Linked DNA regions of Mus musculus: all the other regions are linked to region 4. The links are chromatin loops, found by intact Hi-C in ENCODE. Cell type or tissue: heart. All regions are shown on one strand. Each heading gives the region's core, and the rest is flanking DNA. Links, peaks and the distances in the headings are about the cores only. Region 1 overlaps Syn3 (synapsin III). Region 2 overlaps Syn3 (synapsin III). Region 3 overlaps Bpifc (BPI fold containing family C). Region 4 overlaps Syn3 (synapsin III). Region 5 holds the start of Fbxo7 (F-box protein 7).

What was found. A loop is a pair of places that touch in the nucleus more often than their neighbours do. Peaks named below come from ENCODE experiments on the same cell type or tissue, not always from the same donor. Only the 100,000 strongest peaks of a DNase experiment are listed, where the experiment ranks them.
Region 1: a loop joins it to region 4, with 6 times the contacts of the local background. A loop is called at or near these places in 20 of 42 quality-filtered maps.
Region 2: a loop joins it to region 4, with 4 times the contacts of the local background. A loop is called at or near these places in 27 of 42 quality-filtered maps.
Region 3: it touches region 4 in a loop (4-fold over the local background); 28 of 42 quality-filtered maps call a loop at or near these places.
Region 5: a loop joins it to region 4, with 8 times the contacts of the local background. A loop is called at or near these places in 8 of 42 quality-filtered maps.

What each region holds. Positions count from the first base shown.
Region 1 is chr10:86,179,648-86,185,703 of GRCm38, reverse strand. All of the region lies in intron 6 of Syn3 (synapsin III), which reads left to right. Gm35636 (a long non-coding RNA gene) reads right to left here. Exons shown (of 8, transcript XR_003949028.1): 5 at 1-5,520. Among named protein-coding and RNA genes, the nearest start is that of Gm35636, 21 kb to the right of the region's middle. In heart, for the core only: a CTCF peak has its summit at 3,340 (motif pointing left); DNase peaks (open chromatin) are centred at 2,413 and 3,343.
Region 2 is chr10:86,450,005-86,456,060 of GRCm38, reverse strand. The region is part of intron 2 of Syn3 (synapsin III); the gene reads left to right. Among named protein-coding and RNA genes, the nearest start is that of Syn3, 46 kb to the left of the region's middle. In heart, for the core only: a CTCF peak has its summit at 3,471 (motif pointing right); a DNase peak (open chromatin) is centred at 570; H3K27me3 peaks cover 1,145 bases.
Region 3 is chr10:85,964,717-85,970,772 of GRCm38, reverse strand. It overlaps Bpifc (BPI fold containing family C), which reads left to right. Exons shown (of 16, transcript NM_177772.4): 13 at 5,508-5,550. Among named protein-coding and RNA genes, the nearest start is that of Rtcb, 10 kb to the right of the region's middle. In heart, for the core only: a CTCF peak has its summit at 2,557 (motif pointing left); a DNase peak (open chromatin) is centred at 2,562; H3K27me3 peaks cover 1,026 bases.
Region 4 is chr10:86,293,145-86,299,200 of GRCm38, reverse strand. All of the region lies in intron 6 of Syn3 (synapsin III), which reads left to right. Among named protein-coding and RNA genes, the nearest start is that of Timp3, 4.2 kb to the left of the region's middle. RefSeq lists an enhancer at 1,784-4,974. In heart, for the core only: CTCF peaks have their summits at 2,827 and 5,145; a DNase peak (open chromatin) is centred at 2,810; H3K4me3 peaks cover 951 bases; H3K27ac peaks cover 1,545 bases; H3K27me3 peaks cover 898 bases.
Region 5 is chr10:86,018,956-86,025,011 of GRCm38, reverse strand. It overlaps Fbxo7 (F-box protein 7), which reads right to left and starts at 3,083. Exons shown (of 9, transcript NM_153195.2): 1 at 2,868-3,083; 2 at 302-596. The coding sequence starts at 2,989. In heart, for the core only: a CTCF peak has its summit at 3,139 (motif pointing left); DNase peaks (open chromatin) are centred at 2,781 and 2,971; H3K4me3 peaks cover 1,809 bases; H3K27ac peaks cover 1,447 bases; H3K27me3 peaks cover 338 bases.

The DNA.
Region 1 (6,056 bases), core at 335-5,334, 110 kb after region 4:
GAGAACAGCTAGTGGAACAGTGAAGACAGAATGCCACAGAATCTCATGGAAGACATTTTGGAGATATTAAGAAGGTACAAGTAACCTAGCCTTGGACTCCCAGGAAGTATTTTCAGAAGAGAAAGTTCCCCCAAAGGAGGAAGGCCCTCCACACTAGAAATATTCCTCAGTTGGCAAAGTGCTTGCCTTGGAAGCAAGATGACAGGAGTTCAATTCCCAGATCCCACATACAAATCCAAGTGTCATGGTATAAATTTGTAAGCCAGTAATGGTGAGACGGGGCAGTAGAGATAGGTGGATCCCTAGAAGTTAGCTAGTCAGCTAGCTGGGCTTACTTGAAGAAGTTCCTGGCCAGTGAGAGACCTTTCCTCACATAAACTGTGGGAAGTGCCTGAAGAATGACAACCAAGATTGTCCAAAGACCATATGTGTGTGTGCGAGCACACACTCGCACAGAATTGGGGGGAGGGGCAGGGAAGGGGAGGGGGAGAGAGAGATTGGGGGCTCTTCCAATAAGAATGAGCAGATAAAATAAAGCACCATGGTCCAAGCCAGCACAGACTTCTCAGCAAGTGTATAGAGGTGGATTTTGATGCTGATGCTGGAGAAGTGGTGACTGGGATCTGGGATGCAGTTCTATCAGCCACTTGGCAGTAACATAATGCTCCCCGAGAACCAAAAGGGAGCCGCTAGCCCCTTCTAAGGGAACCTATAGCTGGCCTCTACCTCAGCACTTAGTAAGAATTTGTTCCTAGATGTATGGAGAGCATCCTAAGCCAGGGGAATATCCTGAGGCCAATTGACTGTTGTCTTTGGGAAATGGTGAGAAAGTATGGGGCAAGCAGGTGTGCCAAGATGCATCTTGAAAAAGGCTCAGCATCACCTGAGCCTGTTCTGTGTGCCAGGCTCTCTCCTAATGGTGTTATATCTACTTATTTGCTCTTGATGAGAGCCTTTAGAGATAGATTCTTTTTGCTGTCTCCATTTTGCAGATGAAGAAATCAGAGAGTTAAGTAACTTAGTCATGGCACTATGCCATCTCAGGCCCTTCCAGATCTTCAAGATTCCAGCAATTCTATGATGTTTCAAACCCTCACTATACTGAATGTGTGGCTGCTTAGCAACAAACCCAAGTAATCAGCAAGCCTTACGGCAAATGATAAATTCCATTTGTGGTCCCCAAGAAAATGCTGCTGGTGCAGGGGTGTGTCCACATCTGTCCCTCAGAGAAGGTGAGCAGACTACAGAAGAGTTGTAGAAACCTTGGACTGACTGGTACCTCTTGAACCCATGAACTCAGATGTGTGAAGAGAAGGGGCCAAGGACAGAGCACCAGGTAGGAGACAGAAATGCAGGAGATAAGGAATAGAAAGGAAAAACAGAGCGAGGTACTCAGAAGCCAATAGACACCCATGTCACTCAACCGAGACAGCCAATCACGTGAGACAAAAGCAATTTTGTCTGTGCAGGTGCCTCCTCTATGCATGACTTCATACAGAACTATCCTCCCTTCTCTTGAAAATAAGAAAAAAAAATAACAGGCAGTGGGTATAAAACTAGACATAAAGTCTTATTTTTACAACTCATGGGGAAAGAAATCACGCTTTGTCCAAAATGTGATGATTTGAAGTCTAAAATGGCAGTCTCTGCAGCCAGATGCAAAGTGCCTGAGTTGGACATCTGACAGACACTTCCACCCCCTTTTAGGTCTCACTTCACCGGTCAGTAGACAAAAGTAATTGAAGTGGCATGCTCAAACTTCTATCCCAAATCTAAACTTTCTCCTTGACCATTCCTTCTGGAAATTGGAGATATTGGAGTTGACATAATGTGATGAAAATCACGCATATGCACGAGGGTGCACACACACACACACACACACACACACACACACACTAGTACACACGTTCTGTAGGGTGGGTCTCTTTATATCCTAGTCTTCCTCTGTCTTGTTTTCTCTTCCAAGGTGGTGCCCAAGCTATTAATGAGAAGCATGTGCTGGGCTGCCTTGGAATTGATTTACAGCCAAAAGGAGAAAGGCAAAGGCAAAAGCAGGAGGAAGAGGCGGGGGAGGAGGAAGAGGAGGAAGAGGAGGGAGGGGGAGAGAGAGAGAGAGAGAGAGAGAGAGAGAGAGAGAGAGAGAGAGAGAGAGAGAGAGAGGCAGAGGGAGGCAGAGGGAGGCAGAGGGAGGGAGAGAGTGAGAGGGGGGAGAGGGAGAGAAAGAGAGAGAGAGAGAGAGGAGGGAATGAAGGAAAGAAATGAGCGCTTTGGTGTTCTCAGCCCTACACATAATTCCCCTATTGATGTACTATGAATTACAGTGGCTGCCAGGCCACCGTGGTTTCTGAATCATTTCCTTCAAGAGGGACTCTGAGCTTGTCCCTGGGCTGGCTTCAGCTGGACTGGATTGCAAGGAAGTTGGGCCTCTGGGCAGCTATGCTGCCTTTCCTCCCTACCAGAGTTCCAGCAGGAAGGTGGAGGTTCCGGCAGCACAAGAGAGTAAAGATGATAGACAAGCAGACCGAGCCTGATTACCCCAACAGTCAGACTCTAAAACTCAGGCCTCTCCATTATTAGAGATGGGAGTGAAGTAAAACACAAAATAGATAGACACTATGCATTCCTCCGATGGGTTTCAGACTCAGCTGAGCCCAGATTCACTTTCTTTTCTGCCTTGCTACTCTGTGTGATAAAAGTAAGATAAACATCTTTGGGGCAGAGTTGGATGTGAATTCAATGCCAGTCCATCTTTCAGTGGGTCACATTAGGGAACCCTGAGCTGCATCTCTCCCATGCAATTCCCAAGGCTAAGGATGAGGGTATATATGGTCTCGAATTTTCTCACCAGGGCATTGGTGTCCAAGCAAATCTGTTTTAAATTTGTCTATAGAGTAAGTTTCATTCACTCAACAAAGAACTTTAATCCCTTCTCTGGGCAGATCCTGTGTCGGCACCAGTGTTTCCAAGAGGAAATGGATGTGATCCCAGTTGTAAGAGATACAAGCAAGCATATGATGTAAATTGAGCATGGCATATGTTATGAGGAGGTGTTCCAGGAGAATCATAAATGCAGACCTGGGGCTGGGGAGAGTCCAGGGAAGGAAATCCAGAAAGTTCTGTTGCATTGAATGAGGCAACATGTCATGTCATGTCATTTTCCTTTGCCCAGACGTCCCTCCTCCTACACTAACTCCTATGTGCTTTCCCTAAGCTCTTTGTTTTGCTTGAAGATGAGACTCACCACATTAAGTTGTTAAGTGGCAGCTCTCCTCCATGACAACAGAGGGCACTTTCCCAGCAACCTCTGCAGGTTGAGTAAGTTCTGGAGACCGCCACCTGGTGGCCATACTGACCCAGGTCCAGTTGCCTGCTACTGTTCTAGAGATGGGGTGACCTGCAAGCAGTACTAATCAGAACCTGGTAATGGTTTGCCTGCTCATTGGCTTGGAGTTACAGGTAACAGGTAAAAAGAGAAACTTCTAAGAAGCCTTGATCTGCCTTCAACTGGCTGCAGTCTCCCCTTAAGGTGGCTTTGAGAAGCAGCTAGTTTCGAGGAGGTACCACATCTTAATCTTGTCTTAAGATCCCTAACCCCTAATTGCCCTTGCTGTAAGAATCATCATTGAACTGGTGAATGAAGCAGACCCTTATAAGGAAGGTTCTAGAAAGAGCACAGATTTGCTATACTTGCTATATACTTGCTTTAGATGTTGTCTATACTGTCTAGAACAGCTGTTTGTTTATCTGGCTCATCCCTGGTAAGGTGACTTGCCCTGGGTCACCCAGCTCATCACAGAACCAGGACAGGTGGGCATGTCAACTGACTCTCTCTGCATTGCCTGGCAGGGTCAGACAGTGCTTACATAAGGAGCATAGCAAGGCAGCCCAGGAATCAGGCCTTTGCCTGAGGTTACAGGCTGTGAGAGCTTTCTGCTAAGACTCACTGCCCTTCCTACCACTCTCCTTCTCAGACCCTCAGGGGCTCCCTCTTGCTTGCCAGTTGGGATCTGAATATCTTCCCTTCCATTGCTCCATTCCAACTCTTTCCACATAGGCTTCAGCCCTTCTTGCCTTGCCCTCCCACCCCCACCCCTGCCCGGCCAGGACCATATGAATGCCTGCCCTGTGTGAGCTCCCATCCCTAGCCTACCGCTCCTTATTCCCCTGAACTCCCAGAGCCTGCATTTCCTCACCCATAAGAAGAAGATCCCCAAGCTGGGCATGGTGGCGCACGCCTTTGATCCCAGCACTTGGGAGGCAGAGGCAGGCGGATTTCTGAGTTCAAGGCCAGCCTGGTCTACAAAGTGAGTTCCAGGACAGCCAGGGCTATACAGAGAAACCCTGTCTCGAAGAAGAAAAAAAAAGAAAGAAAGAAAAGAAAAGAAAAGAAAAGAAAAGAAAAGAAAAGAAAAGAAAAGAAAAGAAAAGAAAAGAAAAGAGATCCCTAAAGCACAGGCAGACTATGTTGCTGTGAGAATTGATGGAGTTCAGCATGCAAGGCCCTCTGAGCAGCACCCAGCAAGTAAGCTGTTTGCCACGTGTTAGCAGGGATTCCTGTGCTTGTGACCACATGAACCATGTTCCTTTGCTCGTGTCCTATGTCCCCCTTGACTTTCTCCTCAGATGGGACTCATTCTTGAAGATCATTCTTCAAGATCTAGACCTCGTTTCCTTCTTAGCCAATGGAGGAGTATATATCACGCCCCTCTCTCAATGGCACCCTGAATTCCTAGTCCATCAAAGGGAGCAATAGTGACTGCTGGTGGTGGGATGCCTCCAGTTGGCAACTTTACAGTTAGAATGCATAACTTGCAAAAGCCTGGCAAACATGAGAGGTGGGTACTTCGCAACTCTAGAAGAGATATTCACTGCTCAGCTTCTGACTCGCTGGATACATGCCATAGCCTTGGCCAGGCAACCACCCTGTAAGACATGCTCTCCCACTCTACAAACTCACTCTACCTGGGAGTCCCGAGGCTTCCCAGGTGCTGACAGCTCCATTCCTCACCCACTCAGCCACCCAGAGTTCAGGGAAGTCACATCAGCCAGGCCACCCAGAGCCCTTTGTCCCCAGCCTGACCCCTGCTACCCTTATTCCCCCTCTTTCCAAGCTCTCCCCTTATTCTGTCTCCCCAGATCCTCTTTGCAATAAAAATGGAAAGGTCCCTTCTCAGCTCCTACCCCTTTCCTGTTTTTTTTCTCCCTCCTCTTTCACATTTTCTTCACTGTCCCCAAGTCCTTCTCAGGGACTTTAACAAGCAATTCACCTTTTATCTACTCATCAAGCATTGTGAGGACCACGTGCTCACCACAAGGCATTATAGGAGAGTCAAAATACATAAGATACAATCCTGGCACTGGGTGGGGAGGGCAGGGTCTTCTCTGTTCCAGGAAGAAGCCAGATGCTTAAACTGTTCCTCTGAATTCTGCACCACTCTGCCTTGGGCCAGCCTTTGCTGTGTAGTAGTCTCCACTCCACTGAAGATACATTGAAGTAGGGAATGTGGCATGTGCCACCACCTACATGGCAGATAAGAAGTAAAAACAAGCACCATTCCCCCCAAGTCAGACCCTCAGAGCATCGTGCACAGCAGGGTAGAAGACCCATCTGATGCAGAGATGAGTGTGAACCAGGATACATTAAGCTGTTTCAGACAAGATGCTGTGTCCCTTCCAACTGCATACATTAATACCTTATTCCCCTCCAAGAAGAGGATTTGAGGTGAGGTCTTTGGAAAGTGATTGCAAGGCTGAGGCCCTGGTGAAATAAGAGTAGTGCCCTTATAAAAATTCTCCAAGATCTGGTGAGATTATTCAGTCTGCAAAGTGCAAATATCTAAATTCAGTTCCCAGAACCCAGGAAGAAAAACTGGGCATAGTGCGACATACTTGTCATCCCAGTACTGGTGAGGCAAAGAGAGAAGGCTCTCCAGAGCTCACTGGCAAGCCTAATTGTCAGGATTCGGGTACAAATAAGGCCCTGTCTTGAAAATCAAGGAAGACGGCTCCTGAGGAATGTCACCTGATGTTGACCTTTGACCTCCCGACAAACCAGT
Region 2 (6,056 bases), core at 533-5,532, 160 kb before region 4:
CTCTGAGGAATCCCATAGCCTCACCCTCCACAGACTGGCTTTCTCGTCCAGGTCCTCCCAGTGACCTTTCTATAGAGTCCCTCACAGACCTGCTTCTACTTGGGCTATAGAGACTTCAGAGCCCCCCCCCCCCCAGACTTTACCCCACTGCTTACAACCTGCCCCTGGAAAGGCATGTCTCTGGGCAGATGCCAGCCTCATTACATAATGTCTCTCTCCCCAAGGCCTGTAGAAGCCTGTCTCTAATGTGTTCCCTGGCAAGAGGGAATCATCTTCCATGGCAGGAAAAGGGACAAGAATTCCTGTCCACTCTTCTGCTGGGCTTTCTGGAGATCTTTGAGAAGTTAATTACCATGTGAAGAACAGGCTTAATAAGGCTATCTGTAGAAGACACATCAGCCAGTTTGGGGGCACGTGGATAGGGACAAGTGCAGGTGGGAAGAAAACACTTCCCTGTGGTCAGGAAAACAGCCACTTAGGCTCCATGGCAAATGACATTAGCCATTTGGCTTCAGCTGCAGGGAGATGACTGGGAACCGGAGGGATGGTGCTGGCTGTGACAGGCAAATGTTCCCTCTAAAGGCAGCAGCTGCAGGACACTCAGCCAGCTTCTGCCGTTTGGGAATACAGGCCAGATGTTTCCAAGTTTCTAATGTTCAAGGGAAGCCAGACTTCTAAAATGAATTCTGTATTTTAAATGTGAAAGGTGTGTATGTGGGGGAGGGGGGTGTGGGGCAAGGGTGGGGGTCGTGGTGTGAATGACTCCGCAGCTAAGAGGGCTTGCTCCACAAGCATGAAGATCTGAGTTTGGATTCTCAGCACCCACATAAAAAGCTCAGCATGCTGTCCTACACACACACATACAACCCTGAGACTCCAGCGCTTGGAAAGAGAAAGGAGAATTACTGGGGCTTCCTGGCTGCCTGCCTCACTCTAGGCTCAGAGAGAGGTGGTCTTAGGGACAAATAGAGAAGAGTGCCTGATGTCTCCTCTGGCTTCCACGTGTACGCATACACCTGCACATACCCATATTCGTGTTAGCATACACCACACCCCCTGTCCCACACAAAAGTAAGTTTATAATTCATTCTGTCAAAATGAGGCTATGGATCCCACAAGACCTACCAGCTGGGGGCTTGTGATACAAGACAGAGATGTTAAGGTAGCTAGTGGATCTCTGTCTTCCTCAAGGACTGTCTTCCGGTATGATGCAAAAACCTTTCTGCTTTGACTGGGATATTTTAGACCAACATAATGCTTACCACAAAGTAAGGAGAAGAAGGAAGAAGGATGGATGGATGGATGGGTGGATGGATGGATGGATGGATGGATGGATGGATGGATGGATGGATGGATAAATAGTCGGGCAAGTGGATGTATGGGTGAATGAGTTAGATGGATGGATAGATAGATAAGTCGTTTATTGGATGGATAGTGAATCTTTGTATGGGTAAATAGATAATAAATCTTCTCAGCCTTCTCCATGCAGAAAACAAACCAGAAGGGATGAGCTGAATGGTAGCCGAATACCTGCTGTGTGCCAGGAGCATTGTTCAGGAGTCCATACCCAGATGGCAGATGTAGTCATTTTTCTCCTAATATTTTACCAATGAGAGAACTTGGACTGTGGTGGTGGGGTTGGCTTGAGGCAGCATTAGGTTATAAATGGCAGAGCTAGACAGGACCTGGGTCTGCCTCTACAGCCAGAAGGCCCTTCTGCTTCTTCTTCCAGCAATGCGAAGCCGCACTCAGACACCTCCCATCAGTAGCCCACTGGTACATTCTTGGCAGCCTCCTGGGTGCCTTTGCATCTGGGTCCTAGTGTAAGCCCTCTCAACACCTTCAGAATTAACCTTTTACATCCCCATTATTCAGAGGAGGAGGCATGGAGTGGCCCCAAGATATCTACAGCAGGTCAGGAGGTATCAGAAATCCTGCCCCACGCCCAAACCAGGTCTTCCTCTGCATGTCTACACACACACACACACACACACACACACACACACACACACCACCACCACCACCACCACCACCACCACCACCACCACCACCACACCTTTGAAGTCTTAGGCCCTGACAAAGAATAGGCACAAATATTGGATGAGCTGATTAGCTGGTGGACTAGCTGGGCCACCTCATCAGTACCACACATGCCTCTCATCCTGCTTCCCATCCAAGACTGGGCAGAGTGCACCTTTTGGTCCGAGCTGGATCTCTACGCTGCTTCACTGATGGTTATCGTCCATCTGTGTGCCACTCCCTCCTAGGAGGGAGTAAACCCTGTGTGATCTTCATGGTTGATTCCTGGGAGCCTGAAGGTTCTGCACAGAGCAGATAAGTCCATCACTGCAGGTTAAATCATGCAACGATGCCTTCCCAGGGCTACGGGCAGGGCTTGCTGTGCAAGTGTGAGAACCAGAGTTTAAACCCTCGGGACTCTCCTGAATGAGTGAGCGTGCTGCCCCTGCTGCATTCCAGGACTCAGGGAGGTGGGAAGAGGATCCCAACTGGCTGGCGGGGCTGGCAGAATCCTCTGGGATCAAGTAAGAGATGCTACCTCGCCTCACTAGCTCCACAGTCAGGTGGATCTGTCCAGGATCTCTGCTTTGACACAGGTAGATCCCATATGTCCTCATTCCCTGGCAGTGGCAGGAAAGGAAAGCAGTACCCACTTCTCATAAATCTTTGTCACATGCCACCACATCCCGGGGCCCCAAACTAGAGACTTCCCACCCCGGGTGGCCCTAGCTTGTAATATTCTCCTTCCTGCTGCCTTTAATGTGTCAGTAAAGTATGAGGCCACCCACAGAGACAGAACCCTCCTGGAATCTAGTGTTCCCACCCCTTGGAGGGTCAGGACCATGGATCTGTTTGATTGGCAGCGTTATTCAAGGAGCTATGAAAATGGACATATTAGGGCACTGGGCTGAGACTGCTGGTCGAAGGCAAAGCCATTGGACAACGTGGATCCATCTGTTTTAACCTGAGGTCAAACAGCCAGTCAACAGCAGAGACAGTGGGCTCCACCCCCAAGGCATCTAGAATTCTAGGCCATCCTTCCCCTTCTCTCTGCCACACAGAGCTGTTCTGAGGCAGCTCCAGGCTGAATTAGCCCACCCTTCCACCACTGTCCCCACTCCCAACCCCCGCTCCCCGGCAAGAAGGCAGCAGTCTGTGTGGCCCATCAGGAGACAGACTTCTGACTCTCAGCCAGATAGAGGGATGGACCGCCTGACCCTCACCTCAGCCTGAGACAGCCTGCCAGCCCCAGCAGGAAACATTCCAAAGACTCCTGGGAAGGTGTGGCGTCTTTGAGGCAGGAGCTTCTTGGGTGGCATACAGTGCAGAGCGTTCTTGGTTCTGGGTTGGAATCAAGTCCAAGGCTGTCAGTCCTATAGGTTGGACAACCACACAATGACCCATATAATAAAAGATGTAGATTTGTGAGTTATTGCAACAGTTTGCCAGTAGGTGGCAATAAAGGGTCACAAGGAAGATCTGGATGCAGGGACAAGGGAGACATCTCCATACCTGGCCAACATATAGGAAGCAAAGTCCTGTGCCCTGTCACAGGGTGCTGTCATATGCAGTGACTATTGAGAAACAGCTCACAGACTGGATGTTTAGAGGCAGAGGACAGATCATAACGTATAATTACAAGGCAGGGCAGTACCATAAGGTAGAGGGTATGATGTGCTCACCTGTGGAGGAGGGGCACCCAGCCCAGCCAGGTGGGGTTGCTGCTAAGGAAAACAAGAGAGCAGATAGCACCTATAAGTACTATGGACTTCGAGAAAGAGGAGTCTGGCAAAATAGAGGTGTGAGCCTGTGCAAAAGACCAGAATCATAAAGCAGAGGACGTACTGAAGCATCCCAAGAAGGAGTGTGTGTGTGTGTGTGTGTGTGTGTGTGTGCGCGCGTGCGTGCGTGCGCGCGCGTGCATGCTCGCGTGCATGTGCATGTGTGGTGTGTGTGTGTGTGTGTGTGTGTGTGTGTGTGTGTGGGGTGTGTGGTGTCTATGGAAGCAGCTGTAAATAATGTGGATGTTAATGTAATGTAAATGTGGATTAAGTGGGCCATCTGCTGGCAGAGTCCCCATTAGGAAGGAATTGTACTGAATCTTGAAAATCTGAAACTATGGGAAACTTATGAGACCTTAAATGGCAACTTCTCCATCTACAGGATATGGGTGGCGATCCTGCCCCATTCCCTCTTGGGGGTTGATGAGAAGGTCAAGTACTAGGGAGAAGAACACTGGAATCTGCAGGGGTGCAGAGTGAAGAATGGAGAGAGGAGAGTAACTGAGAACTAGGGAAGAATGGGAATTAAGAGTAAAGACCACGCTGGCCATTGCCATGCTGCTACAGTCTGGATGTGTCCTTATGAGCTGTAGTCATCAAAGAAGGGATGCAAATATTGTATTTAAATGTTTGCTAACTCTAGTCATGGTGGTAGTTCATTTTCAGTGTCATCTTGTCTCAGTGTAGAATCGCCTGAGAGCATCAACCCGGGAACTGACTAGATCAGATTGACCTGTGGACTTGTCTGTAGATGATTGTCCTAATTGTTAATCGGGAAAACCCAGCCAGCTGTGGGATGCACCATTCCCTACAAAAGAGAGCCAGATGAGAGCAAGTAGGCAAAGGTGAATTCATCTTCTCTTGACGCTTGACTATGGACATGCGGGGACTGCTTCAGTTCTTGTCTTGCCTTTCCCAGAATGTTGGGCTGTAACCTGGTGTTATAAGCCAGAAAGCCCTTTCATCTCTCACTTGCTTTTGGATAAGGTCTTGTACCACAGCAACAGAATTGAAATTAGAATACTTATCAACTTTAAATATTAGTCATACGCCTCATAGGCCATTTGCTGTCCCCCCCTCAGGCCCCACAAATACTGTAAGTGGGATGGAATGTGCTGACTCCCTTGTTGAAGACTCGTGATGAAATTCTGCATTGGGTGAGACTAGCTACACACAATTGAAGAGCACCCATGGGAAAGAAACAAAGGGACACCTTACTTTCAGATCATACCAACCATTCCTGTCCCACAAAAGTCCAGCCCCAGTGACATCTTAGCCTGTTAATATTGTAAGAAAAAGTACCACAAATATTGACGCTGTCAGTCAAGGATGCTGGAAGTCTTGGGAGAGGAAGGTACTACTGACGTTGGCTGAGAAGCCATAGGGGCTTGTGAACACAGACAGGGAAGCATTCTAAGAATTTGTAGAAAGAACCCTTTCACAAAAGAAGACTGAGCAAATCGTTCCCTGCTCCAGGGACAAGAATAGAATGAAGAAAGTTCAGAGAAAGTTTGTGAGCATGATGCTTACAGATTATCCATCAGAACTGGGTTGTGTGGCCACACCTAACATCCGGGAGACTCGGGGCTATAGCTTTGTGTGCTAACCTGTGCTAACCTGTGAATGTTTCTGCTGAGGAAAAGGGAGAGAATGAGGGAGGTGGAGGAAAAACACTGCTGCCATCCCTAAGAAGGAAATGCTTACTGCAGTGCCTGGTTCACTGGTGAGTCGGATATGCAAGCTGGCTCTTTAGCATTATGTATGGGAAGGCACCTAATGCTCTACGCACCCTTCTATCCAGACTCTTTCAGGGTTGAGCGAAAGAAAGCAGAGACTCAGAGGAAAATACCTGGAAGCAGGTTACCCTTAAGCATTTAGTCTCTGGGTTTTGCGTTTCCTCCCTGATAGGACAGACATAAAAATGCCTGCCTCGTTTAATGTATACATTAAATGAAAAAGGCCACAGATTCAACCCTATAACTCACTGGTTCATTCATTCATTCATTCATTCATTCATTCATTTATTCATTCAATTAATTGCACTCTTGTGGTGTGTTGCACACTCTTGTAGTGTTTTAAGTACTCTTGTGGGTGCTGGGGATAAAATGATGGGCCACAGACTGGTTGGAGTCCTGTTGTACTTCAGTGGGTTACAAGTGTTAAGCACAGTTACTGATTCTAATCATACTTAGAATCAGCAGTAGGGAAGACAGCTGGTGTCCCAAGGGAGATGATCTACATTTACGGTCAGGAGAA
Region 3 (6,056 bases), core at 340-5,339, 330 kb after region 4:
GAAACCCTGTCTCAAAAAACCAAAACCAACCAACGAAACAAACAAACAAACAAAACAAAACAATTTTTCATTTTTGTATGATGAAAACTCTGGATATTCCCAAATTCCCTACCTATTATCATGATCAACACACACACACACACACACACATACATAAACATACACGCCCTACAACTCTTCCCAAGTAACACAGTCATAAAATACAAACACGGCTCATTATTAACTTTTCTCAGAAGTTGGGCAGGTAAATATTTCTCAACATGAGCCTTCTGAACTAGGAACACATGTCCAGGTACACCGAGTCTGCATTTTCTGTTGTAAGGATGCTTTGGACTCTGGTAAAGGAAGAAACTCTAAATGGCTCCTTCTCTGGAGAATTTCCAGGCTGCAGGAGGTACTAAGGTTAAGGCAGTGAGGAATCATTGCCTGTTAGTATTTCTCCCTGAAGAAACGTGTAACTGAAGGTTAAACCTACAGCTGGTGGGGATCTTTTTGTGTTTTGTTTTTGGTTTTGTTTGGTTTAGTTTTAAGTTCCAGGGCAATTGTATTGGAGTTTTAAAAAAAGACCCTAGAACAGGCAAGCTGTAAATCTCAGCTGCTGCCCAAGGAGGAAAAGAGAGAGCCAAGCTGTTTGATCTCGGCTAGAAGGTCAGCCCAGAAGCAGAAGCCGGGCAAAAAAGGGGAAGAAGGGGTCAGAGAAGAGTGGGGAAGCCCAACGCCTCGGGAGAGCACCACAGTCTAGCATTGAAGCTCTTCAACTGTTGCTCCTAGTTCCCAAACCCCCAAGCCAGCTTCCCCAGCTTCCTAAAACTTTGCTTTAGAATGCCTTAAACCTTAAAGGGACCCCCAATTCCAGCTAGTACTCCCTACCCATCTCTCTCTCTCTCTCTCTCTCTCTCTCTCTCTCTCTCTCTCTCTCTCTCTCTCTCTCTCTCGTGTGTGTGTGTGTGTGTGTGTGTGTGTGTGTGTGTGTCTATGTGTCTGTGTGTGGGCGCATGTGAGGGTATCTATTCAGTAAGTATTTCTTGAGCACCTATTTTGTGCCTTGTCCCAGAGAACAGAGAGAAGGACAATGATTCCTACCTAGTCTGGGGGAGGAACAAGTGATTAGTGGGTGCAAAGTATCATTCTAGAGGTGCACATGGACTGCTTTCCTCAAAGGACAACTTGTTTTGGCCCAAGACTCTCTTTCTCCACCATACAGACTGTCTTTCCCCACCACACAGACTGTCTGTCTTTCCCACCGCACAAACACATCAGTAAGTCCTAGCCCACACTGACTTCTCCCCCTTTTCACACAGTTTAAGAATTCTACAAAAAAACAAAAAAACAAAAAACAAAAAACAACAAAAACAAAACAAAACAAAAAAAAAACAAAAACAAAAAAAAAAAAACACAGCAGCGTCTAGGCTACTTTGTATCCAGTGAGCGCTTAGGATGCTCTTGGCTGTCAGTCATCTCTACATACTGCAGCCCATCATCTTGCATCCTCAAAGCCTTCTAGAGTGAAGATCAAATTCCACATGGTGGGGTCACCTAGTGTGGACAGCCTCATCTGGCTCTCCAGCCCCATTTTCCTGTGCCCTCTCTGGGGCTCTGTTCCCTCCAAGGACCTCTGCCAGCCCCCCTTCCCTCTCCCTTCTAGTTTCCCTCTAGTTTAAACTCTGTCCATCCTGTTTCAGCTCAAAAAGTCTGTCTTTGGGAACTTTCCCCACATCTATGAAGCCAGCTCAAGTGCCTCTGTCATGTGACTTGAGGACTCCTTTCTTCCTGCCAGAGCATTTACCTCAATTTGTAGTTAAACTTTAATTGTTGGGATTTGTCAACAATGCTCCCCAACTTCCCACCAGGCTGTGGGGCTCCCTGAGAACTCTAGCTGGGTCGGATTGTTCCCACAGTCACCTCTAGGACCTTCCCCTGAACTGACGAGTGCTAGGTGCTCAAGAAACATCTTCCTAATGGGCCAAGCAAGCCATGCTTAGAGCTGAGATACTCTGAGATATGTACTCAACATACACTCTTAGAAATAGAATCACTAAGACTAGATCTCACCCATCAGGACTGAAACAGAAACAGGAGGACATAGGGCATTGAATAGTAGGACTGATTTTCCTTGTCTCCCCTGGGACTCGGTTGGAGGAGTGACCTCATTAGGACCCCTGCCCTTGACCTTACATCTTGGCTTTTGTTACACCGATTTCACCATACAGATCCAGGTCACAAACGGCCTCACATTATGCTTAAGAGTTTACTCTGGTTTCCAACCCAGGTAATAAACTTTCTCTAAAACTTTTTAAGTGAACTATATTCCCTGTGCACCTGCATGTGTGTGTTGTGTTGCAAGGGATAGATAGACCCCTGTGTCACAAACATACTAAGTGGGCTTTGTCACTGTGTCTCACCCCTAGCCCAAAAGAGAATATTGTTTTCACGGAAGGGCCCTTTGATCTCGATTCCTTCTCAGTCACTTTATGTCCCCCAGCAGTTGGAGTTTGCTCCAAGTAGCAGCTGATGGCCAAATAGAAGATAGTTCGAAGACTGGAGTCGGGCGCCACCTAGTGGTCTGAGTTGGGATTGTCTTTTTCAGAACCAGGGCAGTAGTTTTGTCCTACCACAGTGTCTCTGCAGCTAGAGACAAGAATCCCCTAGGAAAGGAAGCTGTGAGCATGCCAGAGGAGGTTAAGGTGGCCCTAGGAAAAAGGCAGAGTATAGTTCATGTGCTTCCCACGCCTGCGCTCTCATAGCAGGTGCTCCCAAGGCGGCCGCACACGCAGACGCAGACAGGTCGAGAAAGAAAGGAGCCTTACAACAGTGTTCCAACATGATTTCCACAGGAGAGTAGACTGCATGCTCAGGGGAGGCACCTCCCTCCTACGTACTCAACAGAGCCTTTTTAAATGCCCCGAGGATCCTCCAAGATCAGTGCCAGGGACGTCATCTCTGCTCTGTGCCACACTTAAGGTTTGCAGTATTTCTTGTGAGGTGGAAACTATCTCAAACCTAATTTCTACTAGCACGATAGTACTTGATAATCACTCGATGCCTCCCTGAAGATCTGTGTTTTAACTGCAGTCACAGAAAGATTCTCAGAAGAGGTAGCAGAGAAGATATTCAAAAGAACTGACCAGGCTGGCAATATGGTTTAGCCGGTAAAGGCGCTTTCGGTGAGAGCCTGACAACGTGAGTTTAATCCCTGGGACTCATGGTGGAAGGAGAGAACCAGTTCCTAAAAGCTGACTTCCAACCTCCAAACACACACACACACACACACACACTCACACACTCACTCACACACACTCACACTCACTCACACTCACACACACACTCACACTCACACACACATTAATAATAAATACGAACAATAATAATTATGATGAATTGTAAAAAGTAAAGGTTAGCCAATCAAAAGGAAAGAAAGGGGGCCCAGTCCTAAAATAGAAAACATCCTGAGTGAAGCAGAGAATCCAAAACATCATGAAATGTGTCAGGGAAGGAACTCTCTCTCAGGTGACGTTTGGGAACTCCAGCCTAAAGTACATCACATGTATCCAAATGCAACCAACAGAAAATGCCTCTGACCATGGACAGGGTTAAACTGCAGTGACCAGGGGCTATAATGCTATTTTAGGTGGATATGTATTGTTTTTTTCTGTGTGCATTTTTTATATGTATTTGGTGCCAATACCTTTTTAAACCTTAGTTCAATGAGGTTTGGTGCATAAAACAACATCACATTTCATAGTTCCAGGCGAATGAATATAAAATTCAAGATGCAAAAAAATCTATAGTTGATATGGAGGAGGCAAATGGGTGCCAAGGTAGAAGGAAGTCTCTGGTGCCAGGCAAGTGGCTTAGACTTTACTGCAGGCATTAAAAAGTTTTGGTCAGGGGAGTGTCTTCATCAGACACATCCATACCACAGTTTACCCTGGGTGTGACACAGAAGATGGACTGCAGAAGATCAAGGTAGAGATGGGCAGATTCAGGAGAAAGTGGAAATAGAAATGAGGCTCAGACCTGAGCAGTTGTGAGCCAGCGAAAGCTAAGGAACAGGGAAATGTCTGGACATCAGGAGAACTGGGCTCTAGGCAGGTGTACTGCACAGGGCTGCAGTCCCAGCACTCAGGAGGCTGAGGAGTTCAGAGCCAGCCTTGACTCGAGGTGGAGAGGTAGGTCCTGAGTTCTTATCCTACATTTACCATTTGTTCATTTTTGACTGCAGTTTTCTAGCCTGCACAATGAAGGGCTCCCCCCCCCCCCACTAATTGCAAGATCTTCCTATGACCCTCACTAGTGGATAAAAATGTGAGGCCTGTACCTTAGGAAGAGCCTTTAGGAGAACTGGAAGAGAGACCCTCTGCCATCTTGCTATTTGACAGGGAATAGCAAGGAAGTTATGTGCTGGCCTTTGACATTTCTGCTCACCGTGGCAATGAGTCCCACTTGCGCAGTACAGTAGAATACAGTAGGTACCCAGGCCGCACCTTTTACGTGCGTTATCTCGGTCAGTTCACACACACACACACACACACACACACACACACACACACACCTATTTCTTGGTTCAGAAAACAGAGACCTAGAGAAAGCCATCAGATCTGCAGAGTGTGCAATGACGCTTTGCCTTCCAGACTGTCAAGTGTTACGGTTCACACATAGGCAGAGCACAGTGGGGGGCGGGGATAGTGTCACCCACAAGACAGATCCAAGCCTCCCGCTTGGTCCTAGTCTGCTTCCTAAGGAGCACATCACAAGGGGGAAAGAAGCACCGTAGACTCTATGACCTTCCAAGCCCGACTGTGGATCTTTTGTTTGTTTTTGTAGTATTAGCTTGCTAGGTAGCCCAGGTTGACACAGAATTCCTAATCCTGCTTCGGGCTCCTGAGTGCTGGGTTTAGAAGTGTTCACTGTCATGCCTGGCTACGTGCACAGTTTTCAGTAGTGATTTGTTTTTAATCTTTAAAAAAATTAACTTTGAAAATTAAAATAAATCTACTTTTGTTGTATTGCTTCTTCTTATTTTGTTGTTATTGTTGTTTTGTTTTGTGTTTTTCTTTTTTGAGGCAGGGTTTCTCTGTGTAGCCCTGGCTGTCCTGGAACTCACTCTGTAGACCAGGCTGACCTTGAATTTAAAGATCCGCCTGCCTCTGCCTCCCAAGTGCTGGGATTAAATGTGTGCGTCACCTTTTTTTTTTCAAGACAGGGTTTCTCTGTGTAGCCTTTGACTGTCCTGGAACTCACTCTGGAGACCAGGCTGGCCTCGAACTCAGAAATCCACCTGTCTCTGCCTCCCAAGTGCTGGGATTAAAGGCGTGCACCACCACGCCCGGCTTCTTTGGATCCCCTGGAACTAAAGTTACAAATGGCTTTGACTCACCATGTGGGTGATGGGGAATCGAACCCTGGTCCTCTGCAAGAGCAACAACAGTTCTTAACTCTTAACTGCTGAACCATCTATCCACCCCCATGAATCTACCTTCCTTTAACCTCCTCCTGTTTCCTTTCAGATTCCGCCTGTCTTTGCCAGAGAACAGCCAACGAGATGCTAAGGTAGGAATGCAAGCTCTCAGAGTACCCCGAGAAAGGCATGAGAACCAGAATTCCTCTGTACTGTAGCCTGTGCATGTTGCTGTCCATGGTTTCTCCACGGTTCTAAGTTTTAGCTTTGGAATTTATTCATTTATTTGGTTGATTTTACAGCACAGGGGATTGAACCTGGGGCCTTTATGTTACTCATCTATTTATAATTTAATCCCCTGAGCTTAGCAATATACTTTTACTCGTTTTAGAATATATTGGAGTATGTGTATGCTTTTGCAATGAGTTGGGGCTGCAAATAGTGAACCAATATATAGTGCATGAGTGAAAATAATAGAGAAAAACAACTGAATAGGCATTTGGGGCCGGGGTGGAGGTAGGGATCACTCAGGATTGCAGAGAGGATCTGCTGAAGCCAGATTCACTCAGCGCATTGGCAGCATGGTAAGCGGTAGGGAGTAAGTAGAGATGGCCATTGTTTCTCCATTTATCATAACTGATTGTGTGTCTCCGTCAAA
Region 4 (6,056 bases), core at 576-5,575:
GATAGTACTCTTTTAGAGTAATCTCTCTCCCCTCTCTCCTACCTGGTTTTGAAGGAGACCTGTGTTTTAGCTGCAGAATGCTGTAAACTTGTAACAAATGAGGAAAATCCAAGGGACTCCCTTGGGTTATCCCCAAGAGAAGAAACTTTTATGGCAGAAGCAGAAGGCAACATGGTAACATTATTTCTGACTTAACTGCCCTTGTTGTGGTTGTTGTGTGTTGATGCTGTGGTTATTTTGAGACAGAGTATCATTAAGTAGTCCAGGATGACCTTGAACTCTCGATGCCCCTGCCTCAGCCTCCCAAATGCTTCCAAGAAGCCTCCACCCAAGTATTACAGCTATACAGAAGAGATCTTAGCTCCCACATCTTTCTGTCTTAGCCCCACTCAGCTCTGAAGCCCCTCCCCTCCTTAATTCTGTTTCAGGGTGCTCTGGCCTTCTCACTACTCTTCTAGCCCCGGCTCCAGGAATATAGTTATATGGTTTCCTTTCCTGACACGCTGAGGCCGAGTATCAGCTATTTGCAGCATTGCTTTTTTAGCCATAGGAAAGTCCCAAGAAACTTGAGTGTAGATAGTAGCCGGCAGTCAGTCACTTGAGGCCCGAGCCATGGGCACTAATGGGGCCACTCTGAGGAACTAGGTTGAATGAGGACATACTTGGTGGAATCTGAGAGATTCACTGAACCTTGCACCGTGCCAGTCATGTGGAAGACTTTAGAAGGGTTTACAGACAAATCCCTTTGGTTTAACATCTTACAGGCTAGAGGCCTCTCTTCTCTGCTTTCCTATTGCAAGACCATTTTGTCCAAAGTGCCCTTTGTTTTTCCTCCAAGAGAAAGCCTTTCTGGAATGCAAGACAATCGCCAGGCAGCTACTTTGCGCTACGTGTCACAGAGCAGATGTCCTAAGAGAGGACGTCTGAAGTGTGTCTTGTTCTGGGGGCTACTTCCTTAGCAAAGCCTGGGTGTCTTCTGATTATTTTCCATCCTGAAAGCTGCTGATTTGGATTTGTTTCTCCCTTGATTCTTCAGCACGGACTCACTCAGAATTTGAGGGCCTCAGGAGATACCTACAGCATTCTGGTCAGGAGTTTTCTCTTCTGCCTAAGCTGAACTGCTCGTCTCTGCTCACCTCTGCAAGGTCAGCGTAGTCATGATCCTAGGAACAAGATGACGGGGCTCCCTGAGTCCTCATGTAGGTCCTTCCAGCAGGTGTGCCTTGAAGCCACCCATCTGGACATTAGGTTGTTCACTGGGCTAATAGTGTGTAAGGATTGCTTCTGCTAGTCTATTTAGTGAGCAAGATTGAATGGGCCTGGAGCTTGGGTAAGAATGGGGATACCAGCTTTGCTTATCTCTTCTGGTGGCTGAGAACAATGACAAATTTATGACACTGGGCGAGCTGAAGAGGCTTCAACCAACACCTGGCTTGTCCTCAAACCTAACTGGCTCACCTAGTCCCTCTGTTGGAACTTTTCTAGAGACGTTAAGAGCATGTTCACTTCCTATGTATCAAAATTCAGAGGGTAGACCTGTAGGGGGTATTTTCTCAGGCATCTGAAGAAGATACAAAGTTGCTCCGAGACTGTTGAACTTCATATTCAACATGAGAAAAATAATGTTCAGAAGAAAGAATTTACCCAGTGTCCCACACTCAGCTGGAGGCAGAGCCAAGTTCATGTTGTGAACCCTGATTCCTTAGCTTCTATCTGCATCACATCCACAGGGCTGTCTTCCAGGCCAGGGCATGGAATAAATGTATTTCCAAGTCCCATAGCTGGCCTGTGGAGAGCTATCTGTACTGCCTAAGGGTTCTTGTCTACACTAACAGATCCTCTGAGCTGACCAGCGTTGTATAGTTTTGTGTAACTCAGAGGTTACTGCCTGTTTCCCTTTCTACCTTATTACATGATACCTTTTGAAAACATGCCAAGCACGTTTTACAAATAGATGTGTGAATACCTCCTTTCTGGAGAGGAAAAGCAGGCTAGGATGGAAAGGAAACATATCCACACCTGAGACCTGTGATAGACATGGCTGCTGAACAGTCAGTCATACTTCCAATCCAGTGGACAAGTCACTTCATGCATCAGTTTCCATGTTTATTGGATAAAAGATTAGACTTTATGATTCCCTGCAAGATGTCCCTTGGTGTTGATAATAATAACAACAATAATAGTAAGTCTACTACTCCATGGGAAATTCTCAAAGTTGAGGTGAATGGACGTGAAGGAAGATAAAACTCACTGTGTGAGCAGGTTTGACCTCAAACCAGCATGCCCACCCACCTCACTCTCAGCATTTCCTACACTCCCACACTACTCTGTCTTCCTAGACACAGGCTTAAAATAAAAGACGGCTGTGCAGACTGTGTTGATAAAGGTACAGGAGAGACTTGGGGTCTTGTTTCTGGTGGAGCCTCTTGGTGTTACCAGTCCATCTTTCTGTTCTCTTTTGGATTGGAAGCATTAAAGGGTCCAGAGCTGTGTCTTTTGTGTTCAAAACTTAGTGGACCCTTGCACACCGTTCCAGTCTCAATTTAGATATTACCTCCTTAGCTTGACCCTTTTCCATCCCCTTCAAGCGGATTCCCCACAGCACCTTAGTTGGGTTCTTTTTTGCGTGTAGCTGACTCTGATATGGTTGCTCATCTACCTGTTTCTCTTCCTGAAGTGTAAGCCCATTGAGGATAGAGCATTGGCAGCAAGATTCAGTTCACTAATGGCTGCAGGGACCCAGAAGTCCACACTAGTCCCGAGGCTCAAAGTTGAGCTTGACAGGCAGCAGCTCCTCAGAGGGACTCACCGAGCCTATCCCTCTGGCTAAGGCTAGGGGGCGCCGTAAGCCAGAAAACACCAATTCCCTGAGCCTTCAGCCTGCTGGTCTCGCAGGCCCAGAAAGGGACATATCCACGCCAGACAACGGGGTGCGGGTGCCTTGAGTGGGTGAAACGATCCCTTCCCGTCTGACGGCCACAAAGTTCTCAGTCAACATCCCGTCTGGGTCTGCAGCTGCCTGAGCTCCTCCACCCCTGGACCGGCTGCATGTCAGTCAGGGAGAGAGGCTCATTTGGGAAGCGACACACTTGTGAATCACTAATTTGGGGGCCACATGGAGGTCTGAGAACACAGCATAAGATGGCAGAGTCCCACTGTTCCAAGTGGGGCTCTGGAAGTTCAACCCGGAGAAGGTGCTGACAAGCCTAGGTCAGGACTACTGTCACATAAGGAAGTACCTCGGCTTCCCTCCCTTCCCGCTCTAGACCCTAACCACAGCGCTTCTCCCCAAACCCACAGTACATGTGAAAGTCATTATATTCAAAATAGCCTTTTCCAAGCAACGGACAGCCTGGTCCGCCCATCACCAGGAGCCCTAGCCAGACCCTCAGCAGAGTCGCTGCCCAACACGGGGCATTTAGGAGCCTAAGAAGGTGGGAGCTTAAGGTTCACTCTGTGCCTGGTACCAGCAGAGAGTAAACACCTTTCCTGGCTTCCATCTGGAACCAATTTCATGGCAGTAAAATCTTCGTAGGGCGTCTCTCCCCCATCTCCCCCACCCCCAGCCCTGCCAGGGAAGCGAAGACCCCTCTGTAAGGTCTCTGCCTGTGTTCACGTGAATGCTGGGGTTTTAGTATTTCTTTCCATAGACAGCTATTCCCAGGAATTTTAAGCCAGAAAACACATGTGTGTGGTAGAGACATTTTGTGTTCTGTGTTTTCTGGGGTGGTGGGAAATGGGAAGTCGAGTTAAATATTCCAATTCTTGGTTTTCTTTTAATGGCTGTATGTTCAGGCAGTCAATTATTTCTGCAAAGGATAATATGAAGTGCAGGGACCAAAACTTCCCCCACAAGCCTAGTTTAATGTGTTCCTTATGCCTCTGGGGTTACTGCACTTTGCCTTTAACAATGAGGACTTAGCCCCACCCCCACCCTCGCCCCCACCCCCACCCCGGCCCCTGCTGTGGCTTTTCTGAAGGTATCAGACTCAGCTCCACACAGGGTTGTCTTGGCCAACCAGCCCTGCTGGGGCTCAGGGAAAGAAGAGGGTGGACTTGTGGTCAGGCTCCTGCCCACCACACTGGGCTGGGGATCATGTTTCTGCAAAGGTGCTTTGAGCCTGCCTTGGTGAAGCCTGACACAACTGGAACTGGCTTGTCCTGTGCTGCACTGTCCAAAGGGCATCGCCGCCTCCTTGATACCTGGCTGTGGAAGTTCCTCTGCCTCCGGCCTGTCACTTTCTAGCTCCTGACAGGTACCTTCAGCCTCAGTGGCAGACCTCCAGCAATTCAGGTTTCTGGGCTTGGATCCTTGCTTTTTTCCCCTTTAGCCTCTGCTCTCACCTTGCCTGATCCCAGCTTCTCTCCTGGCCTTGACTGACTAGTGTGCTGTGTGCACTGAAATAAGATGCACAAGGCCACAGTGTCCCCGCTGGCTTCCTGACCGTCCCTGTCCATCCTCCTGTGACAGTCTTACTTGCAAGTCCTATGACATAAGCAGACTTCACCTGCCCTGAAATCACTGTCTTCTTCCTCCTGTCGCTTCCAGCATTTTACTCATTCCCTCCGATGACATCACCTGCCACCGTGTCCTAGAGAGCCTTGAACTGGACATCTCTACAAGTCTTTCCCACCCTGAATCCAACCTGGAGAATCTCCCCAGACCGTGCCAACAGCGCCATAACTGGCCCTGCGGCCCCAGTCCTTTTCTCCTTCTCTGTCCGGCTCTTCTCTTGCTGCCCATCGTCGTCTCACAGATCTATTCATATTCTGTGGCTCTCTGAACAAAGTCTTAAACTCCGAAGATGTACAAGATCCTCTCTGATCTGCCTCTTCTCAACAGCACCCTGAGCTGCAACTGGAGGTGACACCACTCCTATAGAACATCACGTGACTATTACCCAGCAGCAGACCCACCCTTAGTGCCACCTAAACCTCTGTTACCTCAGTCCCATCTTGCCCCATTTTATGCCCCCTGCCCTCCCTCCTCCACTCCCATCTGCCAGGAATCAATTAGGACCACCAGCTTTGGAATGTTCTCTGACTCCCTTCAGAGAACATTCCCTTTCAGCTGTCCATCTGGGCACCTCTTATGCTCTGCGCCCCTAGTGGTCTAAATGTCTGTAGACCCAAGCAAACCTGGGTGCTTCTCTGTGTGCCAGTGCAGTACCTGCACACAGTAGACACTTAGAAAATACTGAAGAAAGAGACTAAACAATGAACTGGGGGGGAAAGATCCAGTGTATGTCAATATCCCCATTGCTAATCCACCATGAGAGGCTCTAGGACCTAACTCATTGAACTTGAGTTCTCAGAGAGATTCCCAGAGGTGAACAGTCTCATGGGTACACCCAACTCAAAAGGGCCAGCAAGCCAGCAAGCCAGCCAGCCAGCCACAGTGCCACTGTCCTTGCTTCTGTGAGACAAATGATTAAGAAGTAGGCAGGCAACACATGTTCATGGCATACCTTATTATATTCTGATAGTGGAAGAGTCCTATACCTCCTCACCAGAACACTTTGAGTTGGTGGGTGTGAAATTAGAACATGGATTGAGGACATCCCAAGAGGAACTTCTAGGGAAAACACCTTGAAATTTTCTCTTCTCAACTACATGTTTTAAAAATTGATTGCGTGTGTATACCTGTGTGCCTGAGTGGTGGTCAGAGGACTGGTGAGAGTTGGGTCTCTCTTTCCAACACATGGGTTCTGGATGTCAAACTCAGGTTGTCAGGCTTTGTGTCAAGCACGTTTACTCTGTAAGTCATCTCAGCTGCCTTTGAATTTTCTTTCTGATGGAAGCTGTGTCCACTGTCAAAAGCCAGTCTCGCTGGATGGTGATGATGGCTGAGCTCACAACACCTACTGTGGTCTCTTTGGTCTTCTCAATTCTTTGTTTAAGATTAGTCATGCCTTCATCTTCCCCTAGACTCTTTTTTTTTTTTTTTTTTTTTTTTTTGGCCCCAGAAAGATTGCAATTCATTGGTTTTTCTACTAGTCTATTGTTTTCAGGTACTTTTGATAGAACAAACCTTATGAAACTGAAGCTTCTAGTAC
Region 5 (6,056 bases), core at 755-5,754, 270 kb after region 4:
AAAAAAAATGTTCAAGCAGGGCAGTGGTGGGCACACCTTAAATCCCAGTACTTGGGAGGCAGAGGCAGGCCAATCTCTGAGTTTTAGGCCAGCCTGGTCTACAGAGTGAGCAGCAGAGAATAGCCAGTACTACAGAGAAATCCTGTCTTGACAAACCAATCCAAATCAAACCAAAAATGTTCACAAAGGGCACAGTCTACAGTTTACTGATGCTAGTCATGCTGACTGGTGTAGAATTCCTCTGAAGAATCAATATACCTTATCAATTACTCTATCCCATCTCTTCATCTACAATACCCACCATACTGTCATCAGTCCAGGCATCAAATGGGGTGGCCTGTCCTTGGGATGAATCAGTCCCTTGTTCATCTGGGATGTTAGTCTGACTTGGGGTGGCAGCCAAAGAAGGTTGGTCATTATCCTGGAGTGAGGAATGCTCTGTATCTGTAGATGAAGGTAAGTTAGGTGCCGGCATGTCATCTTCAAGAACCAAACATATCAAGTCCCCAGAAACAATCCCATATGAAGCCAAGGTCTCTTCATCTCCAGTGAGGGCATCCTTGTTGTTCAATGTAATTGCAAATCGGGTATCAGAACTGCCAAGAAAGATGGATGAGCATAGTAAGAGCTACCTACCAATATTCCAAATAATACATTTGGAATACATTAAAGTACATGCTATGTTCCCAAAAGCTCTATATAATATTTTAAAAAGAAAGAAAGAAAGAAAAAGCAGGAGACAAAATTACTTGTTCTCATCAAAAGCCTGGGTCATAGACTTGTAACTGGAGCTTTAGTAGGCAGGGAGGCGAATCAGTAACCTACACTTCACCAATTCTAAAGCACAGACTTTGCAGTACTCATCATCTCTGACCATGAGGAGCTTCTTAAACTTAACACATCAACCAGTTTAACCCACAGCTTTGCTTCCAGCTTTCCATCGTGCTGGGGCTTCAAACTCCAGTGTCAGGCTGGTGCATCAAACGCCTCAGCCAACCCGCCAACCCCCAACCCCATTCATTTTTCTTAAGACACATCCATTAAAGAGACATTACTGGAGTTAAAACTATTCCTACTCCTCAGGAAATAAGATGCTCTGATGCTTGCAAAATGTTCTGGTCAACAACAAGCTGAAAACCTGCCAGGGGCCCAGGGACACACCATGTCAACCTTGGCAGAAAGGGGACTCCCCAAGCAAACAATTCGTTCTGTAGATGGGATAAGGAGCGGTCTGTTTAACAGAAATGCCAGTTTTCCCTCCCACTTTTCTGAAGTGTTTTCCAAGGCCCTATTTTCTGTCATTTTGGGGGGTCAGGTGATTTTACCAAAAATAATACAATTCCAGAAGCTTGCATATATACATATATGCAATCTTTGATCTGCTTACTAGAAAATACTCTTTAAGAATAACAAATGTGTCACATGAACACATTTTAAAGCTTCTCTTCTGTTCCCTAAATGAACAAAATTTCAGAGAAATGAGTTTACTTTCACAAGCTGAGGCTTAAATTCCATCCACCTAACCAACTGCAACTGTGAAAACAGCATGCAAGAGAAACAGAGCTCTTGGGTTTCCAACCCTTTCAAAACTGCCCTGCTTAACTGAGAAGTAAGACTACTTGTAAATACCTTAAAAATTGAATTCTCAAAGTGTGAGGAGAGATAACTGTTATCAACATTGAAAACACTTGGTTTTACACCAATAAGTAACATGTGGGTAGGTCACCATTATATGGAAATATATATTATATATAATACAGCAACATATTTTCTTTTAATATGAAAAAATGCTCTTTTTTTAATGGTTTGGCTAACATTATTATCTTATTAGACAGGGTCTCACAATGTAACACTGGCTGGTCTGGAACTTGCTATGTAGACCAGGCTGACCTTGAACCCTGCCTCTTCCTCCAGAGCGCTAGAATAAAGGTGTAGCTCAGGCTCACTTAATGGGGGGATGGGAGCAGGGAGGAAGGGTGAAAAAATCTATTCAGGGTCTCACTTTGCTTAACTCCCTACAAATAAAGTGAAAAGGCTTATTTAAAATGCCAATTAATGGGAAACGTTTTTCTTTGAAAATTTTTCCCTTTAGAAGCCCCAGAGCCCATCTTTTTAATTTTTTTTTTCTTCACTAGTTCAAATTTCTAGCTCAGCACTTGAAGTGGGTCGTCCATACAGTTATCTCTCTATGTCCTGAAACTATCTTCTGCAGAAACACAGACGCTTCATCTGCAAAAATTAGTAATAGAACCCCATAAATTAGTAATAGAACCTAATCCTTTTTCAACTTGCCATGAAACTGTAAGCTCTCTAGGGTCATGCCTCTATTCGTGAAAAAAAAGCAACATTCTCACCCAGAGAATGCCCGCTGACAGGCGTACTTCCTGAACCCTTACAGTGAGAAAGTGAGAAAGTTACAGTTAGGTGCAGTCTGCCACTTGCACGCTCAGCTGTTTTTAAAGTTACTGTAGCCTTGGGCAGTGGCACAAATTACAGTGACCTAAGGTGTCAAGACTTTTGTCACCTTGAGCACGATGCTTTTCCGATTTAACCACTGAACTATCCCAACCGCAGAGGTAAACTCAAGTTAACACCGGGAGATTTAACGCAAGCCAAGCTTCCCGAGTTCCCTTCCCGCCCTCGGGGCCGCAGCGACCGAAACCCCGGAAGTGACTACTCACCGGGGAGGACAGCGGCACCCGGGGGAGGCTGGGCCATGGTCTCTCGGAGCCGGACCCCGGCCAGCACCCAGCTGCCGAGCGTCACAGTCACAGGCGCCCAGTGCAGCTACACCCGGGAGGCCCGGGCCTCACGTGACCGCTCGAAGCGCGCCATCCCCCGAGCCCCACGACAGCGACGCGGCTCACCTGAACCCCAACGTGGGCAGCAGGACCTGGCTGAGGTGCGCGCGCAGCTGCCCGAGCGTTGGCTCCGACTCCGGCACCTCGAGCGGCTGGGTCCGCTTCTGAAGCCGCACGCGCAGCTTCATGGCGAGAGTCGGACCGCAAGCTTCGGTCGGCCCCGGGAAGAAACCGAAAGCAAGGAGCTCCGGGCCTGCGCTCCCGAGGAATCCCCAGCGCTCGCCGCTCGGTCGACTACGCCCCCTAGAGCCTTCCGCTCGAGCGGAGGGCCGAGCGCCTGCGCTTCCCTATCGCTGGCTCGGCGCGCGACATCGCCACCTGGAGGCGAGGCGCGCACGGCGCAGGCGCTGGGTTTGCTTGGGCGCACTTGAGTCTCTACGCTTCTGCTTCTGCTTCTGCTGGGGTGAGCGAGTTTGTTCCTTCCCTCCCAGCAAGCAGGATCTTTAGCTCTGGAAGGAATGCTGCCAACAGTGTGGAGACATGACAGACGGCCCTAACCTGATGTCACTGGTTTCCGTGCCCAGAAATGAACTGCTCTATCCCTGTCATTAGAGTGCTCAGACCTGCCTGAGAAATAATGTACACAGGTCCCCTGTGATGACTAAAGAAAGTTAATGTGGAGCCAGGGATCCCTTAAGGGCTGTTGGATGCCTGGGAGGTACTAGAGACCTGCAGGTGAGATAAGAATAGGATAATGGCTGTGAGGATAGTAACTGCTGCCTTTGCTTCTTTAAAACTCACTATCGCTATGGGAAAGGGATGAAATGATCTTTTAATTACTATATAGCGGGAAGGTGAGAAACAACTGAGGAAAGTAAAACAGTTTTCCTGCCCAGCTTGTATTTCGTGGTAAGTTGTAATATACACCTTTCTGATGTCCAATTTAAAACCCCATCTTATCCTTAGTCCCCCTTCCCTATGGAATGCTGTTTGGGCTCTAAAGCTGCCTTCCTTCTGCTAGCAGTAAGCATAAACTCATTTTAATATAAATTTGAATTGAGCCTAAGTCTTTGGTTTCTCCCAATGGATTTGAAGGCCACAACAGTATAGCTCTTCACTTCTCACGATAAATCTTGATAAACCAGACTGCCTCCATCTCAGGCGTAAAAGCCATCTTATAGTAAAGACAAACTAGGTTTCTCAAGGATTGGGCTATGTCCCACCTGTAACCTTAGCTACAAATGGCTCTGTACTGCCCCATGCCTTTATTTTAAAAGGTTATTATGGTGACCCTGTTGTAACCACCTTGCAACCATGTCTTTGTTTCAAGAGGCTGTTATGACCAACTTGGTATGCTTATGTTCTGCTTCGGTAATACATGCCTATTTGCCTGCCAAATCCTCATCTGGAAACCCCCTACTCCTGAACTATTACAATCTTACCTTACCTATGTCCAGCCCATGTATACATACCAAGAAAAGCTTGATTAATTAATTTGGCCATGATGGTTTGGGGTTGATGGTCTTTCTCCTCGAATCTGTGGGACTGATTTTTTTTTTTCCTGTGGGATTAACAGCATTTACTTCCTTTCTTCCTTGGCGCTGCCCTTAGGAACTTGAAGCTGAAGCCAACTCCTTTAGCCCCTTCATGTTACCACAAAATTTAAAGCAGCTTTTAGTTGTTACACAGTGTCTTAGTAAAATCTTTTGCTGCATATCAATTGTCCTCCAAAGCTTACTAACCCACATCAATAAACATTTGTCGACCCACAAATTCTGTAGATTGGGAACTTGGGTACAGGGTGGTTAGGTAATTCTGTCTCAGGGTCTCTTGCCAGAGCTGCCTGAAGACTTGACTACACATATCATCAAACGATTGGCCCCAGTTTTTCACAGATTTTTTTTTTCCAGAAATCTACTTGAATGTCCACATAACATGATAATTGGATTCCCTGAGAGTAAGCGACCCAAGCATTACCAAGACAGAAACTGTGAAGTCTTTTACAACATAGCCTCAGAAGTTACATATTTATTTCCATCTTTTTTTTTTTGCTACAAGCCAACATTTTAGTATAAGAATATCAAACCAAAAGCATGAATACTGATAAATAAATCAGATTGGTTTGAGACTGGTTGTAATAGAAAACCAATCTTTATGAAAGAGGATATTCTTGAGCTGGGCAAAAAGTTTGAGACACATTCTAGAATACATGAGAAGCCACTGGAAAGTTGTGAGGGGGTCTCCAATATCACGGTCTTTAGTTCTAAACAGTGGAAATTGACTCTGGGCAACTACCCAGGAAGGGGTGAATTAAAGGGATGATATATGGCCCAGCAGATTCTAGGAAGGACTGGAGAAAACTTATAACCACACTGAAGACGTGTCCTGATTAGGAATATATCAAAGTTGGGTCTGCGGGAAATTGCTGTCACCACTGCTAGGGAGGACTGGGGAGTGACTGACCCTGTCTCTGCTACCCTCAGATTCCTTGTGGGTTTTGCTCTGTCCTGCACCAACAAAATGACAAGCTTCCAAAAGATTCTGTTTTCTCACCTTACTTCCCAATCAAGGGTCTATATGGGGTGCAATCTGACTAAGGAAGTTTGGGCCCCATACCTGAGTCCTCACTGCAAAAGAAACTGAAAATCAGAATCTGACTCCTTTTTAGGAGCTTATTAGAATTTCCCCAGAAGTGTAAGGAAGGTGTTCAAAATTTGAGAAGAAGCCATGAATTTGACAGATGTGCACTACTAGGGCCATGCTCTAATCTGAAGTATATATATGACTTATAAAAAGGGTTGGCGGGGGAACTGTTGTGGTAAATCTCCAACCCAAATATGCCCTGGCAATGAAAACACAACTCAATTAATATGAATACATGCTGTGCGCCAAGACTGGGCAGATCTACCGCTACACTACCATCTTTTCCATAGAAGAGACCACTTAGAACTTTTGGTTTCTCCAAGCCAAGTGCTTCTTCTGCTCCACTTTCCTTTTTCCTCCTCCTCTCTTTCTCTCCCAAAACCTTCAGCCCCACCTTCCCCTCTTACTCTGCCCAATCGCTGGCTCTAGCCTTTATTTTATAAATTAAGGTGGGAAGAAGGTTTACAGGAAATCACCAGAGTGCTGACTCATTCCTTGTTCGCAGCCCCTCACGGGAGAATGGAATTAACATCAAATGTAATTAGCCCCAGGGAACACCTGTAGGGCCTTAGCATTGTCTCAGGGGCCAAGGGGACTTGCTATGCTTCTTGC